2 separate regions of the Homo sapiens genome follow, and region 1 is linked to region 2. Evidence: chromatin loops called from intact Hi-C (ENCODE). Cell type or tissue: heart left ventricle. All regions are shown on one strand.

The links. Peaks named below come from ENCODE experiments on the same cell type or tissue, not always from the same donor. Only the 100,000 strongest peaks of a DNase experiment are listed, where the experiment ranks them.
Region 1: it touches region 2 in a loop (6-fold over the local background); 4 of 110 quality-filtered maps call a loop at or near these places.

The regions. Positions count from the first base shown.
Region 1 is chr11:27,338,602-27,346,601 of GRCh38, reverse strand. CCDC34 (coiled-coil domain containing 34) reads left to right here. Exons shown (of 6, transcript NM_030771.2): 4 at 5,052-5,210; 5 at 5,765-5,906; 6 at 7,567-8,000. The coding sequence ends at 7,781. Among named protein-coding and RNA genes, the nearest start is that of CCDC34, 21 kb to the left of the region's middle. In heart left ventricle, no CTCF peak of the experiment used is centred here; no DNase peak of the experiment used is centred here.
Region 2 is chr11:27,388,688-27,396,687 of GRCh38, reverse strand. LGR4 (leucine rich repeat containing G protein-coupled receptor 4) reads left to right here. Exons shown (of 18, transcript NM_018490.5): 3 at 4,170-4,241; 4 at 5,523-5,594. Among named protein-coding and RNA genes, the nearest start is that of CCDC34, 29 kb to the right of the region's middle. In heart left ventricle, no CTCF peak of the experiment used is centred here; no DNase peak of the experiment used is centred here; H3K27ac peaks cover 583 bases.

The DNA.
Region 1 (8,000 bases), 50 kb after region 2:
AAGATATGAGAATTTGTATATTCAGACTATAAGTCTCTTCTCAGATATATGTATTGCAAATATTTCTTCCCATTTAACTTTTCCTTTTTTCCTTCCTTCCTTCCTTCCTTCCTTCCTTCCTTCCTTCTTTCCTCTGTCTTCCCTCCCTTCCTTCCTCCCCTCCCCTCCCTCCCCTCCTGTTTCCCTCTCTTCTGTCTCTTTTTTTTTGAGTCAGAGTCTCACTCTGTTGACCAGGCTGGAGTGCAGTGGCATGATCTTGGCTCACCGCACCTCTGCCTCCCGGGCTCAAGCAATTCTCGTGCCTCAGCCTCCTGAGGAGCTGGGATTATAGGAGTATACCACCACACCTGGCTAATTTTTGTATTTTTAGTAGAGATGGGGTTTCACCATGTTGGCCAGGCTGGTCATGAAATCCCCATTTAATTTTTCTTAATGGTATTTTTTTTTTCACTAACAAGAAGAAGCACTGATTAATGGTATTTTTTAAAGAGAAGTTTTAAATTTTGATGAATTTCCATATTTCAGTTTTTTTAATTGTTGGTAGTTTTTGTATTCTATTTAAGAAATGGCCATCAGAGAAATGCAAATCAAAACCACAATGAGATACCATCTCACACCAGTTAGAATGGCAATCATTAAAAAGTCAGGAAACAACAGGTGCTGGAGAGGATGTGGAGAAATAGGAACACTTTTACACTGTTGGTGGGACTGTAAACTAGTTCAACCATTGTGGAAGTCAGTGTGGCAATTCCTCAGGGATCTAGAACCAGAAATACCATTTGACCCAGCCATCCCATTACTGGGTATATACCCAAAGGATTATAAATCATGCTGCTATAAAGACACATGCATGTGTATGTTTATTGCGGCACTATTCACAATAGCAAAGACTTGGAACCAACCCAAATGTCCAACAATGATAGACTGGATTAAGAAAATGTGGCACATATACACCATGGAATACTATGCAGCCATAAAAAATGATGAGTTCATGTCCTTTGTAGGGACATGGATGAAGCTGGAAACCATCATTCTCAGCAAACTGTCGCAAGGACAAAAAACCAAACATCGCATGTTCTCACTCATAGGTGGGAACTGAACAATGAGAACACATGGACACAGGAAGGGGAACATCACACACCGGGGCCTGTTGTGGGGTGGGTGGAGTGGTGAGGGATAGCATTAGGATATATACCTAATGCTAAATGAAGAGTTAATGGGTGCAGCACACCAACATGGCACATGTATACATATGTAACAAACCTGCACGTTGTGCACATGTACCCTAAAACTTAAAATATAATAATAATAAAATTAAAAAAAAATGTTTGCCCACCACAAGAGGGTAAAAATACTCTCCACTGTTTTCTTCCAGAAGCTTTATAGCTTTAGCTTTACCTGTATGTCTATTTGAGTTTAATTTTAATGTATAGTATGCATTAACGGTCAAGATTCATTTGTTTGCATGTGGATATCCAATTGTCCTAACAATATTGACAAGATAATCTTTTCCCTATTAAACTACCTTTGGCACCTTTGTTTAAAATCAATTGACCACATATTTATAGGTCTGTTTCTGGATTCTAGTCTATTCTATTGATTTATATCCTGTGCAGTACCACACTAACTTGTTAGTATAGTTTTATAGTTCTGAATTTTATTATTCTTGAAATCAGATAGTGTAAATCCTCCAGGTCTTCAATTCTTTTTCAAACTTGTTTTAGTTGCCCTGCATCTTTCCATATACAGTTTAGAATCATCTTATCAATTTCCCTAATAATGCCTGTCCTAATAGTGCTTGGCACTATTGGGATTCTGCTAAATATAAACACATAGATCATTTTGGAGAAAATTCCTATCTTAATAATATCAAATTTTAAATCTATAAACATGGTTTTTCTTTCCAGTTATTTATGTCTTCTTTAATTTCTCTTAGCAGTGTTTTTTAGTTTTCAATGTATAGCAGTATTTTGTTAAATATATTTCTCAGTATTTCATGTTTTTGCTGATGAGGGCAGTTATCTTGCCTTGTTCCTGATATATAATATATATTTTATATATTTACACGTATGTACAACACAGGTTTATAGCATATATGTAATGTACACATGTTTATAACATGTAACAATGCGTATAACACAAGTAACATGTTATAGCATATATGTAACACACATGTTTATAATATATAGCATACATGTTTGTAACATGCAGCATGCATGTGTTTATAACATGCAGCATGCATGTGTTTATAACATATACATATGTTTATAACATATATATGTTTTTTTCCCAGCCACACTCATATGGAACGTTTCTGATATCACCTTGTAATTTCCATGCCTGGTTTTGATGTCAGAATAATGCTGGACTCTTAAAATGAGCTTTGATATGTTTACTTTTTCTCTGTGTTCTAAAATCATTTTTTTAAGGTTTGATACTATTAAGATATGCCACAATAATATTTTATGTTATTAAAATATGGAGTATCTTTAACTGTAATGGAATCAACTAGTGAAGCTTTCAGTGACTGGAGTTTTTGTAGGAAAGTTTTTAATTTTGAATTGTTTTTATAAGTAGAGGATTATTCAGACACTACTTTTTCTCGAATTCATTTTGGGAAGTGGCATATTTTAAGGAATTTTGACATTTCATTTAAAATATTGAATTTATTGGCATAAAATTGGTTTTAACATTCTCCCATTTTGATTTCTGTATGATGTCTGTGTGATCTGTCACTCACCGTCTCTATGACCTTAGGCAAATTAGCCTCCATGTGCCTTAGTTTCCTCCTTTGTAAAATGGGATAATAATGGTATCTACCTCACATCATGATTATAAGAATTGAGAGTGTGTACAAATAAAGTATGTAGAATGGTAACAGGCATAGTTAGCACTCAATAAATGTCAGCTGCTATAATTAAAAACAATGTAAGAACTGGTTGATTTCTTATAGGTAAAGTTGTGGAGGACAGTCATGAGTCACATGGAGATTAAGCAAGATGTACTCCAAGGTCCTTTTCAATTTGTAGATCTTCTGACAGTTTGAAGTAGTTAAAATCCAGTATTGTTCCAATGGCTATTGAGTTCTCAGCATGAAAAGATTCTGTTTCACAGCTATTGGCTGCCCAGCAAGAAGGAAATACAGCAACTTTGATACAACTTGGGGAATTACTTGAGCTTTGATTTTTTTTTTTTTTTTTGAGACGGAGTCTTGCTCTGTCTCCCAGGCTGGAGTTCAATGGCACGATCTCGGCTAACTGCAACCTCCGCCTCCTGGGTTCAAGCAATTCTCCTGCCTCAGCCTCCCAAGTAGTTGGGATTACAGGCGTATGCCACCACGCCCAACTAATTTTTTGTATTTTTAGTAGAGACGGGGTTTCACCACGTTGGCCAGCCTGGTCTCGAACTCCTGACCTCAGGTGATCCACCTGCCTTGGCCCCGCAAAGTGCTGGGATTACAGGCATGAACGACCATGCCCATCCTGAGCTTTGATTTTTAAGACCTGTCTTTCCTGCACAGCCCTGGACATATCTTGTCTATAACTGATGTTTGTTGGTTGAGTCTTCATTGAATTGCTTATATTAATGTATTCTATAAGCTGCTTTCAAGGGAAGAATTTCTTTTCTTGGCTCATAATTATTTGCCTGGGTGATATGTATGGCATTTGTATTGCATATACTTTTTATGCCTTCCAGATTTGTTTCCAAACCTTTGATAAAGAAGACTGGCTATGTCATTGGTTATTTAGAATTTAGCTGTGTTGGTAGATTATCATTTAAATAAGGAGGAAAAAATATTGAGTTATAGTCTGTGTCAAGGATCAATATTTTTTTTTCTATAAAGGGCCAGTTAATGAATATTTTAAACTTTTGGGGTCATGCAGTCTCCGTTGCAGCCATTCAGCTTTGCTGTCGTAGTGCAAAAGCAACTATAAACAATAAATATGTAAACAAATGAGTGTGGCCACATTCCTATAAAACTTCATTTACAAATACAGGTGATGGTAGATCAGATGTGATTGTCAGTGCTTAGTTTGCCACCCTTTGTTCTATGGAAGAATTATATAGCCAGAGATTTGCCTGGATGTGCCCTTACATACAGTGTTTAATGAGCATTATTCACTTCTCCTCTCTTAATTCACTGATGGCAAAGATTTATGCAAATATTAATATTGACAAACTGTCCTGGAAATATGTGTGTGTGTATATATAAAAATATATATACATATATATTTACATATACATATATATACATATATTTATATATAAATGTGTGTGTGTGTGTATATATATATATATATATATATATAGCCCCTGTTTTAGAATGAGAGTAAGCATCCATTAAAAAATACTAAGATTCAGACAATCTAACAGATTGTAATTTTTACTCACTATCATTTATTCAACAAATTTTGATTGAACACTGTATTAGTCTGTTTTCATGCTGCTAATAAAGACATACCTGAGACTGGGAAATTTACAAAAGAAAGAAGTTTAATTGGACTTACACTTCCATGTGGCTGGGGAAGCCTAATAATCATGGCAGAAGGCAAGGAGGAGCAAGTCACGTCTTACATGGATGGCAGCAGGCAAAGAGAGAGAGCTTGTGCAGGGGAACTCCTTTTTTAAAAAACCATCAGATCTTGCAAGACTTATTCACCATCATGAGAACAGCATGGGAAAGAATTGCCCCTATGATCCAGTTACCTCCCACCAGGTCCCTCAAAGATGATATTTGGGTGGAGACACAGCCAAACCATATCAAACACCTGCTTTTCACTCAGTACTGCCCCAGGCTCTGAGTGGACATTGGTGAGCAAGATCTTTGTCACTGACCTCATGAAACTTATAGCCCAGCAGGTAGACTGACATTGTACTGTTAATTGCAGGTATGTTATATATTTTCATAAACCATGTTGTGCCAACTGCCATGATATCATGTCTATTTTTAAAAATAATTGAAGTTTAGAAAATTGCTGAATGCAGCAGTCTTTCCTTAGATGAGTATAATTACTGGTATTACAATTAAACTTTATCTATTTTTATTTAAGAAAAGAAAAGAAAGAGAACAAAAAATTAATAAAGAAATGGAGGAAAAAGCAGCAAAGGAACTGGAGAAAGAATACTTGCAAGAAAAAGCAAAAGAAAAATATCAAGAATGGTTAAAGAAAAAAAATGCTGAAGAATGTGAGAGGAAGAAGAAAGAAAAGGTATTTTTATTAAAGTGACCAGTTAGAATACATAACTTTGGTGTTCATATGTGTCAACTATATCTTAGAAAAAGTATCTAATAGAAAATTGGCACTATCTTAGCATAAAATAAACACAAGAAGCTATCCTGTTACGCTGTGTTTAAACTTCAAAAATGAATATGCATTTGTAGTTTTCTTAAGTTGAGAAATAGTAAGCCTGTTGATATTTTTTCAGTCAGGTTTAAAACTGGTTGCTGTTACTCCTTTTAAATATTTTTCAGTGCATTTTATGGGAAGTCTTACTGCCATTTTATAAATTACTATTCTTTGAAAACAGCAAATACTTTTTTCTTTGTGGGTTTGATGTCTTATTGTTTTTCAGAGCCAGACACCTTAATGTATGTCCATGATCATGTTCAATATTCTACTCATATTATAAAAATATGATTCAGTATTATGGCCAGTAAGCCATTGGGGTAGGAAGCTACTGGAGAAAAAAAAATCAGTAGAATTTGAATGGAATGTATAGTTACAGAATATCCCTGGAAATATTTTGGTCTTGTCATTTTAAGGAAAAAGAAAAACAACAGCAAGCTGAAATACAGGAGAAAAAGGAAATAGCAGAAAAAAAGTTTCAAGAATGGTTGGAAAATGCGAAACATAAACCTCGTCCAGCTGCAAAGAGCTATGGTTATGCCAATGGAAAACTTACAGGTTGGTTTTTATGTTGTGTGGCTTACATAAATATGGTTTGCAGAAGCAAATATTATACTCCTTTTGACAGAAATAGAAATGTGTAAAAATTATTTTTCTTTCAAATTACTATTTTCCAGAAGATTATATTATAAACATGTCATGTTCCTATGGAGATGCTACAAATGTACTGTCATTCTCCACATTTGTATTTCTTAAAAGCAGTAGTTACAAAACTGCAAACTTATTCTTTAAAGTAGTGATTTGTAACATTAAGAAATGAATAATGTTCTCTTACATTTTTTCAGTGATAAAGCCTTAATCAGGATATATTTTAAGGGGTCGTTTTGCCTCCTCTCCTTCTAACCCTCTCTAAGGCAGAGCTTCCCATGTCCTTGGCACATTCTTTGTGTGAGGTAGAATACTAGACAGCACATGAACCAGACACAAAACCGATTGGCCTTTAGTCTTGGTCTGATTATAAAGGGTAGTGCATGTTTTTCTTTGTGCTTCATGTTGGAAGCTCATACCTTGCTGACAGCTGCCTTCACTTGTTTAAGTGATTTATTATTAAAATACTCCCATTCTGTTTTGTTCACACAATAGAACATATTCCAGACTTTGTTTTGACCATCTTGGTGAAGTGAGTGTTGGCATATCTATGCCAAGTGGGTTGCCAGTGTCTGAAAGACACATTCCTGCTGTCAGGATTAGGCCTCTCTCATATGTCACGAAGGTCATCTGTTTTAGCTACTGAGCATGTCCCGCTCCTTCTTTTTGTTTCTTGCTTGAAAAAAAGAGTAATAAGCAGTGGCTTTAACCCAGTAATTGGGTAGTAAAGTTAAAAGTTTAGGTGGGAATACTAAACATATTGACTAGAAGTTAACTGCTAAAATAATGGATTGTTTTATTAATTTTTTGCATTTTTAATGAGTTTAATTCTAACAAACAGCATATTTGTCTGCAAATGCTGTACTTAAGTTTCTTTATTCTTTATGCTCATATCATTTTTATAAATTATGAAATAAAGGAATTTTTGTGTCAGTAGTGACTGAAGGATTTGGAGATGATATGTAAAATGTTCTTCCTTCAAATGTGTTTATTAGATGGCAGACATCACAATACTTTAAACACTTCATATACATTAGCAAAAGAATGCTCCGTAACTCATAATCACAATTACAGTGATATTGTGAAATCTTATTGACACTGATTCAGAATTTCTGTGATTCTAAACAAGAACCTTGATTTACTATAACTTCATATGAAAAATAAATGTTTTTCTGTAAACTTCAGTATCTGACAAGAGGAAGCTAGTACACAATCAGTAGTTTCCCAGACTGAGTTAAGAAAATGAAAGTTTTGTTGAATTTAAGGATCATAAAATTAATTTCTTAGTAAAAATTTTATAGGAGTTTGATTTACATAGGTTTTAACACTAATGTTATTTGGATTCTTAGAATTATCATTTATGCTTTAATTTTAACTAAATATTTACTGTATTTGGAAAGTGTTACTTATTTGAAAATATCAAGGAGTTTAAGTTTCAAATAAGTCACATTGGCTTATTAGTGATAATTTGTCCATTTGACATTTTAACATTTTTCTAGAAGTTTTAAGTGGCTTCTTTGATGTCAAGAAAGTTTTTCCTTGTTTTGATCTGATTTTTCAATAATTTTAGGTTTTTACAGTGGAAATTCCTATCCAGAACCAGCCTTTTATAATCCAATTCCGTGGAAACCAATTCATATGCCACCTCCCAAAGAAGCTAAGGATCTATCAGGAAGGAAGAGTAAAAGACCTGTGATAAGTCAGCCACACAAGTCATCATCTCTGGTAATTCATAAAGCCAGGAGCAATCTTTGCCTTGGAACTCTGTGCAGAATACAAAGATAGCGTATGTGGAAAATAACATGCTTTTATCTGGAGCTATTTAATTTAAAAATCAGAAATTGTTTTTTACTGCTCAGTCAATAACTCAACACTTAATGTGATTATTGACAAATAGCAATTTTTGCATTTGTATATGGAGTCCTTAGAGTTGAGGAAGATATTTTCTGGATTTTGGTTTTTATAAACTTTTTAAGGTTGATCTTGGCATGTTGTTTTGCAGAA
Region 2 (8,000 bases):
GAGAAGCTACGAAAACTGTTGGCTATAGCACAGAAGTGCAAACCCAGGCATGGAATGGGAAGTGGCTGGTCTTTGCTAATAGAGGGCCAAATTCCTGCTCAGGATCAGCCACCTCTTTTTCCTCCGGAGTTGCCTAAAAAAATAAAAAAAATAATAATAAAAAACAAACAACAGAGAATGGTATGTATCCTTAACTAAGTCTCACTGAGTTTAGGGCATGCCCTACCTTTGGGCACTCAGGGAATCCCATTCTCAGCCCCTCTTGCTGGTCATCTTTGGCTATGGGAAGGATGGCACTGTAGGTCTGTTAGGAACTTCTCCGTAACTGCAGTTCTGGGCTCCTAATGCATAGTCTCTCCTTACTAGCTTTATTCTGCTAGGTGACATCTATTGATACTCAGACAAGGCTGTTAACTTGCTCAAGTCCACTCTGCCCCACCTTTTCTGTGAATTATTTCCTAATCTTTTGGTGACTACCAGAGGCATCACAATACAGGTAGAAGTGGATAAGTATTTCAGCCAGCCGGGCAAGAGAACTGGAATGCTGGCTCCTTCATGTACAAGCAGTGTGACTTATGCCAAGTCACCTAACCACTCAGGGACTCAGAAAAGCAGGGCAGTTGTCTTGAGATGATTAAAATGAAAGAATGTTTGTGTACCAGCTATCAGTATCACAGTGTCTGCAACTACTGTAGGCGTATAGTTTTTTTCTTCCAAAGAATTTGGGATTTTTTTCCTAACCTTGCTATTTATTTACTTTGCTCTTTTCTGAATCTGAGCTTTTAGACATGAAGCATCCCCAAGGTTTACTATAAGAAATACTAGCTCATAAAATAAGCAACATGTGAAGAGCTTCTGGCGGGTGCAATTACTGGAGCTGCAGAGCTTTTACCACGCTGCTGTGCTTGTTACTCATTAACACAGCAGCTCCGTAAACTTACGTAGATACATTCCTGAAGGCTCCACAGGATATGTTTACTCTACTAACAAACTAAGTAATCAAAGTAGAGTGTCCTCTTGGACAGCATTATCACTGTCCACCACATACTAGTAGTGTTTATTTCTCCAGATCGTTGGCTTGTATTTCAGGATAAGCCTCATGCAGAGCTCATTTTGTCATTTATATTAAAGATAAATAGAGGAGAAAGAGAATGCTTTTTGAAGTTAGGTGACTTTAGTTTTCTCATGGTTTATAAAACGGGCAGAGATTTGGGAAAAGGAAGCAAATATTTTGGCTAATGTGGTCAAACACTCTTTTCTGTTGACAAGTTAAGATAATCAGGTGTTCTGCATTTTGCCACTTTGTTACTTTATAAAATACTTTTTTTTTTTTATGAGCCCAGCACAATAGGCTGAACTCAAGGAAAGCCCATAGATACAAGGACATTCACAACTAATATTAGAGACAAAAGAATAATAAGAATCCTGTAACAGCCTTACTCTGTTTATAGTGTTTCTTTTTTGGAGGACTCTAGCTTTTTAACACTTGGAAGAGCAGTCACAGGGCTATCTGAGGCCCTGGGGAAAGATGGCTACTGCCTCTTATGGCTTTTATGGTGCAATTTGATCTTTTAAAATGTGACCTTTTAAGCACTTTGCATTACAGCTGTGAGCATTATCAGTTGAATTTAATGGGTGAGACCGGGGTCCCTTTGAGATTGCTTGTACCAAGCTTGCACTAAGGTAGACTTTGGGATGCTATGGCATCGGAATGGTGAGCATTTTCAAGGAGGAGCTTCTGAGAAAGCAGTTTCTGTTTCATGAATTGGCATGTTGGTGGGTGGTAACAGAAGTTTGAGATGCACATCCTGTTCTTGAAGGCATTTGTACTTGGCCCACAAGACTAATGTACAAGAAACAACCAGTAGACGGTAGCTTGTGACCCAAGTTTATGAGCTCCGAGTGTTCAAGCATAGGGCACATTTATAAGAACTGAAGCTTTCAAGAGGAGCAGCATTGCAGTTGGGTGTTTAAGGGGGTACAAATGAGGTTGCTAGGTGAAACATTTAAAAGATGTAGTGCTTTGGGAGGCCAAGGCAGGCGGATCATTTGAGGTCAGGAATTCGAAACCAGCCTGGCCAACATGGTGAAACCCCGTCTCTACTAAAAATACAAAAATTAGCTGGGCGTGGTGGTGGGCGTTTGTAATCCCAGCTACTCTGGAGGCTGAGGTAGGAGAATTGCTTGAATCCAGGAGGCAGAGATTGCAGTGAGCTGAGATTGCACCACTGCACTCCAGCCTGGGCGACAGAGTGAGACTCCGTCTCAAAAAATAAATAAATAAAATAAATAAGTAAGTAAAAAATGTAGTGATAAAGCTGGCTAGTCTAGAACCAAGAGGATTTGCTAAAGAGAAATATTTTAAAATGGAAGCAACTGAAGAGGCCTTAAAACCATCTTCTTCGGTCTCTTGTTTTACTTCTGGTGAGCCCTGGGAGGTGAAGGCTACAAGGCTGACAGCACAAAGCAAGCTGTTGTGAGCCTGGGTTATGGGGAAACCTTGAAAGGCAATGCAGTGTAGAATTTAGGTACTTGGATGCCTTGTAAGAAACAAAGTGTATGGTGGGAGGACTTTTTAGGAAGAATTTAGTTTAGGAGCATGAACTGTGCTACTTGGTGGTATCGCCTGAGAATCCGGCATTGTTATTCTTGCCATTGAAGAAATAATTCTTCATACTTACCCCTTTGGTTTCTGGGTCTTTTGGCTGTTTGCTTTTCTGTCCCCTTCCCGCGCCCCCCCCCCCCCCCAATCTTCAGTGCAATCGCCTCTGTGTTAATGCTAGGTAAGGATTACACTTCCCAGGGCAATTTGCATTTTATTAGTAACTGGAACACCACTTCAAGAGAAAATAATGCATCTAAAAGTAGAGCTTCAGGCCACAGTGACTTCACATTTTAAGGCTGGTAAAGTGTCTTTCTTGTATCCCTAAAATCAGGATATACAAGTAGAACAGATTAGAAGTGGGGGAACCTAAAGATGTTGTGTGTCTGGCACTTAGTAGGTACTCATTTTTAAATTAATGAATGAATTAATGAATAAGGCTTAGGGATGCAGAGTTTTTAGGGAGGGAATAGGAAGAATAGTGGAAATACATACCTTTTAAAGGAGGGATTATAAATGTTAAGTTTTATATATTTTTTAAATTAAAAAATTTAATTATAAATTTTAACAGAGGAATTTTAAAGGAGGACTTGGTGACTATGTGGTCCTGAGACATGTGTAGAAGAGAGCATTAAAATATATATATACATAGTTACAGAATCTAGCTGTTTAGGAGAGTATCCCTGACAGAACCAGGACCCAGGAGAGTCCTGTGTTTGATCATATGAACACACAATCATCATTTTTGAGTACACATTTGAAAACCTTCCTTCACTTCACCTGTCTACAAGTTAACTTATGTGAATCACTGCCCTGCATCCTGATTCTTCTCCCTAATATCCTCTGTTCAAGTTTTTCTTCTATTTCTCTATGCCCAGGGAAATAGGAGGAAAAGTAGGGCTCAGTATGAATTGGGTGCTCAGATTTCTTACAAAAGGATCCAAAGAATTCTTATCCTTTCCTTATTCTACTTTTATCTCCACTTGAATTTGTCATGTCAAAATTTCTTTAGGAAAACCTCTTTACTTCAGAAAAAAATATATAGGCCATTGTTTGGAAAGTTATGCTTTCAATGACTCACACTTTTTGCCTCTCTTTTGCACTGGATATGCTGCCCTTGGTTATGCAGAGATAACAGGCTGACTTTCCTCCCAAAAGCATTCTTCCTTGACAGACTGGTTTGCTCTAATCTGTATAAACACTCTTGCCTGCTGACCAGTAGTCTTGTATTTATGAGGCCCTTAGAAAACACTGCAAGCTGCAGAGTGACCATGAATAGCAAACTTAATTTGGTTTAATGTGTTTTGGCTTGCTTGACCTCACCAGAATAAAAATGTGCCTGCTTAAATTATTGTATTGGGACTTAAAAAAAAATTCTAGAGACATTTATCTCATTGGAAGATTCACAGGATCATTTTAGCAAGGGTTTAAGTCCACGTTTAATGTCAGATAGACTTGAGAAATGTTTAACATAGAGTTTTAATCACAGATTAGGTTTTTGTAAGTTCTGAATTTTAAGTCTGAATTACTATTTTTTTCTTGCTACTTTTTTTTTTTTTTTCTCTAGACAATTGGCGGGCAACGACCTTTCTTTTATCCACCCAAAGGCCTTGTCTGGGTTGAAAGAACTCAAAGTTCTGTAAGTAATGCAATTTTAGAGTTTCACAGCTGGCTGTGTATTTTCTTTCTGCGTAGTCAACATGCTTGGAACTAGGTTAAGCACAGTTTCTTTTAGTTCAGGATTAAAAGATTTAAGGAGTGGCCAGTGAGTAGTATGAGAGGCCAGAGTTTGATTTAGGCAACCCTGCATCTAGATTAACAAAAGTTAAAACTCTAAATAATACGTATTCTGACCTCCAGTATATTACGGTTGAATGTTAGGCTTTTTGGGTGCCTAATGCATTGGAGCAAACCCTTACTTCAGTTTTACTGGTAGGGTTTTGTTTCTACTTATTTTATAGCTATAAGAACTTTGAATTACCTGACTCTAAAAGGGAAAAAGGCTTACAAGTGCTCCAAATGTTAAAATAATTTTAGAGCTCAAGGGAATTCAGATGCCTACAATTTGTATAGCCAGCGAATGGTGAGGAAATAAATTCTTGGCAGTGGTCAGGAGCCTGGAGTATGGCAGATTAGGAAACAGGTGAACTGACTGCCCCCACTTCTGCCACTACCATGCTGGATGACCTTCAGAAGGTCATTAGACCTCTCTGGTTCAGTGAGCTAGGTGGGACCTTTATCTCTTCTATTCTGTGGTTATGACTCACGTCAGGCAGTCATTTTATTAATGTGACAGGAATGGCTTCAGGCAAAAAAATCAAAAGAATTTCATTTTCAGTATGGATCTATGCATCTATTTGGCAGGCCCTAACTAGTAGATGATCAAAGCTCTATTTCTCTTCTGGCCCCACATGCATTGAGGACATGCCTGCTGTTCCTTAAGAGCTTGGGATCTGCCATCCGCTTGAAAAAATTGGCTTTACCTAATGTCCATGTTTCCGGGCTCTGCTTTATTCCAATTTGAAAAGGCATTAGGAATTCCAACGGATTTGCTTATTATACCTCCCAGTTAACTTGTTATAGCTCCTAATTAACATTAACTAATAGCACCCAGGGTGATGAACATTAACTAGTGTGCCTTAATTACCAGAAACAAAACCACCCTTGGAAACATGGATTACCCAGCAAGTCTGTATTAGGGCATGGCTTGGGATAGCAGTATAGATTTCCTTTCTGGCTTTACAACAAGTGCTTCTTGAAGTTTTGCAATTCTCTTGTCTTAGATGCTTTCCACCTCCACCTCCCCCCCATTTTCCCATTGGAAATATTTTTTGAAAAAAAAAAAAAAAAGGCTCTGAATTTTTCTAAGAAAAAATGGTAACTATCACTTGTTACTCACTAACCAAAAATTTTCTTTCAGAACGCTCCAGAATAATCAGTTGAAAACAGTACCCAGTGAAGCCATTCGAGGGCTGAGTGCTTTGCAGTCTTTGTAAGTAACTTCTTGGTTTCTTGACTCACCAAGAGACTACTCTGGCTGTTAAAGATGTAAATAACTAGAATTGTAAGGAAAGAGGAGATTTATCCTTTCATCTGAGATAAAAACAGAGATAGCTAGTCAATGTTATCAAAACGTCCTTTGGTGAGGGAGAAGGAGGTGGTTCTGTTTACCTCTTCTCTTGTCTTAGAGGCTGAGAGAAAGCTACTGGGTATTCACTGCTGGGTGTACTTCCATGAACTTGTGCACTGCTGGTGATCAGCATCCCTTTGGAACCAGTTATGTGTGTACAGAAGTTTTAGTGTCTTGTGCCTTGACTGTCAAGAAACAGCCACAAAGAGGTTTCTGTTTCGTGTGGTAATGATAATCAGAACAAATCGATTGTAATTCCTCAATTTTGTCAAGGGAACTTCTCGGAAAAAATGAAAAAGTATTCTTCAAAACAAGGAACTTCATTAGCTTCTACTAGAATAATGAATACAAATTTGCATTGCCTCACTTCATGTCCTAAATACCAAATGCAATGGGACTCTGGGGCATAGTTTCTCTAAGTGTGGTACTTTGACCACACTTTGCAACAGACTCACTAGGGGGAGACTGCTAAAATGCAGAACCCTAGGCTATATCCTAGAAGTAATGCTGGTTTTCTTTTTAAAGGTAGAATTCAGAAGTCTAATTTTAAATAACAAATAATCTCCCCAGAAGCACTCTGAATAAAAAATGTTAATAGTTATCACCCTTATGTGTGCTGGTATAAAATTGTGTTTTAGCGACATCACATATTTGCATACAATTTGTCTCTTAGGTTTTGTATTATACTTTGAAATAACTGCAAATAGTAGGAAATGCACGCAAGTTAGAAAATACAGCGTGAAAATGATTGAGCTGCTTGTCCCATCAGTTTGCTAACATAAAGCCATTTTTAACGGCACCAAAGAGACATCCCTGGAAATTATAAATTATAGGTTACCATTTGATTTTAGATTAGATATTCTAGTAGTTAATGAGCAATGAATGTGAAAATAAAAATATATGCTGTAAAGTTAAACTTTAAACTGTATCTAACCCATAAACAAGGAATATCCACGGTGTTGGCCATTCAATTCTTAGTTGAAATGAAAGTTTAATTTAAGGTGGTTGTATTAAGTAGCTTCCTTCACTAAAATGGTAAGTTATGGAACATAAGGATTTGTTTTTCACCACAGCTAATTGGGTATGTTCTAGGTAGACTCTTAAAATGAATCAATGGGAATGAGTTCCCTTATAGAAATGTTATTCGGCTGACTTCACACACTCTCTCACCTCGGGTGGATATACACAGGACAAGTCATCTGACCTCTCTTGGACCTGAATTCATCAGGCATTTTAAATAGTCATGTTTTCTTTTGCTTCTTAAGAATATATTTTACTTCAAGACCTTCATATTGAATTGTCATTTTGTAAGATTTAATAATCAAAATACTCAATTATTTTGTCTAGTTTAAAGGGTAATAAAGAGAAGACTAAAATCTCATTTTCAACTGTAGAACAGAAAAATTACCAAAAAAATACAAATATTCTCTCTAATTTGTGGTCAATAAGTACATTAAAGTACGAGACATTTATTGGTAATGTAGATGATTTAAAGTGATGTTTTTCACAGAAATCATAGGTTTCTCTTTCATGTTTTAGAAAAGCATACTGTGCTTATCATTCATGGAGCAAATTGCTTAGTTTAAATTATCTCCAAAATTGGGATGAGTGTATGGAGTGGAGGTAAAACAAACTTTTTTTTAAAGGCTTTGGGATGTTTTCATATACATCAGAAACACAAAGAGCTGCTCTGTGTCAGGCCTGTTTTCTTTAAGGAGGAAATGTTCATACGTTTGTTAGTAGAGTGGGTGCAGTGGTGAAGTTAGATAGAGTTAAAGTTCTCTCATGGTGTAAAACAGTCTTATCAGCACTTGAGTCATTTTGAAAATCTGTTCTTCAGATCTGAATTACATGAAAGATTTCATTGTGGTTTTGAATAGTGCTTAAAAGAAGCAAAGTTCATTAGGGATTGAAATTGACCAGAAGTGGTTTGATGCAAGTGTATGTTTGATAATGACTATAAAATCTGAAAGCCAATTGTTGATACTAATAAAAAGGTAGCATAATTGCCTCCCATAAAGTTAAAATAACTAAAACATTACCTCAGCAGGGTATTAAAATGACATGTCATAATTATCTCCATTAGAAATTTTTTAACATCAGATTACATTTTTATTGACTATTAAAAGATCTCAAAGATTAACTTTCCTAGGTTTTTCTCAGTTTTAAAATATGTTTATAACACTTACATTATTGGTAAGTTAGAACAGAGAGAAAGGAGATCTTTTGATTATACAGGTGTTTATTGATAACAAAGACTTTCAACAG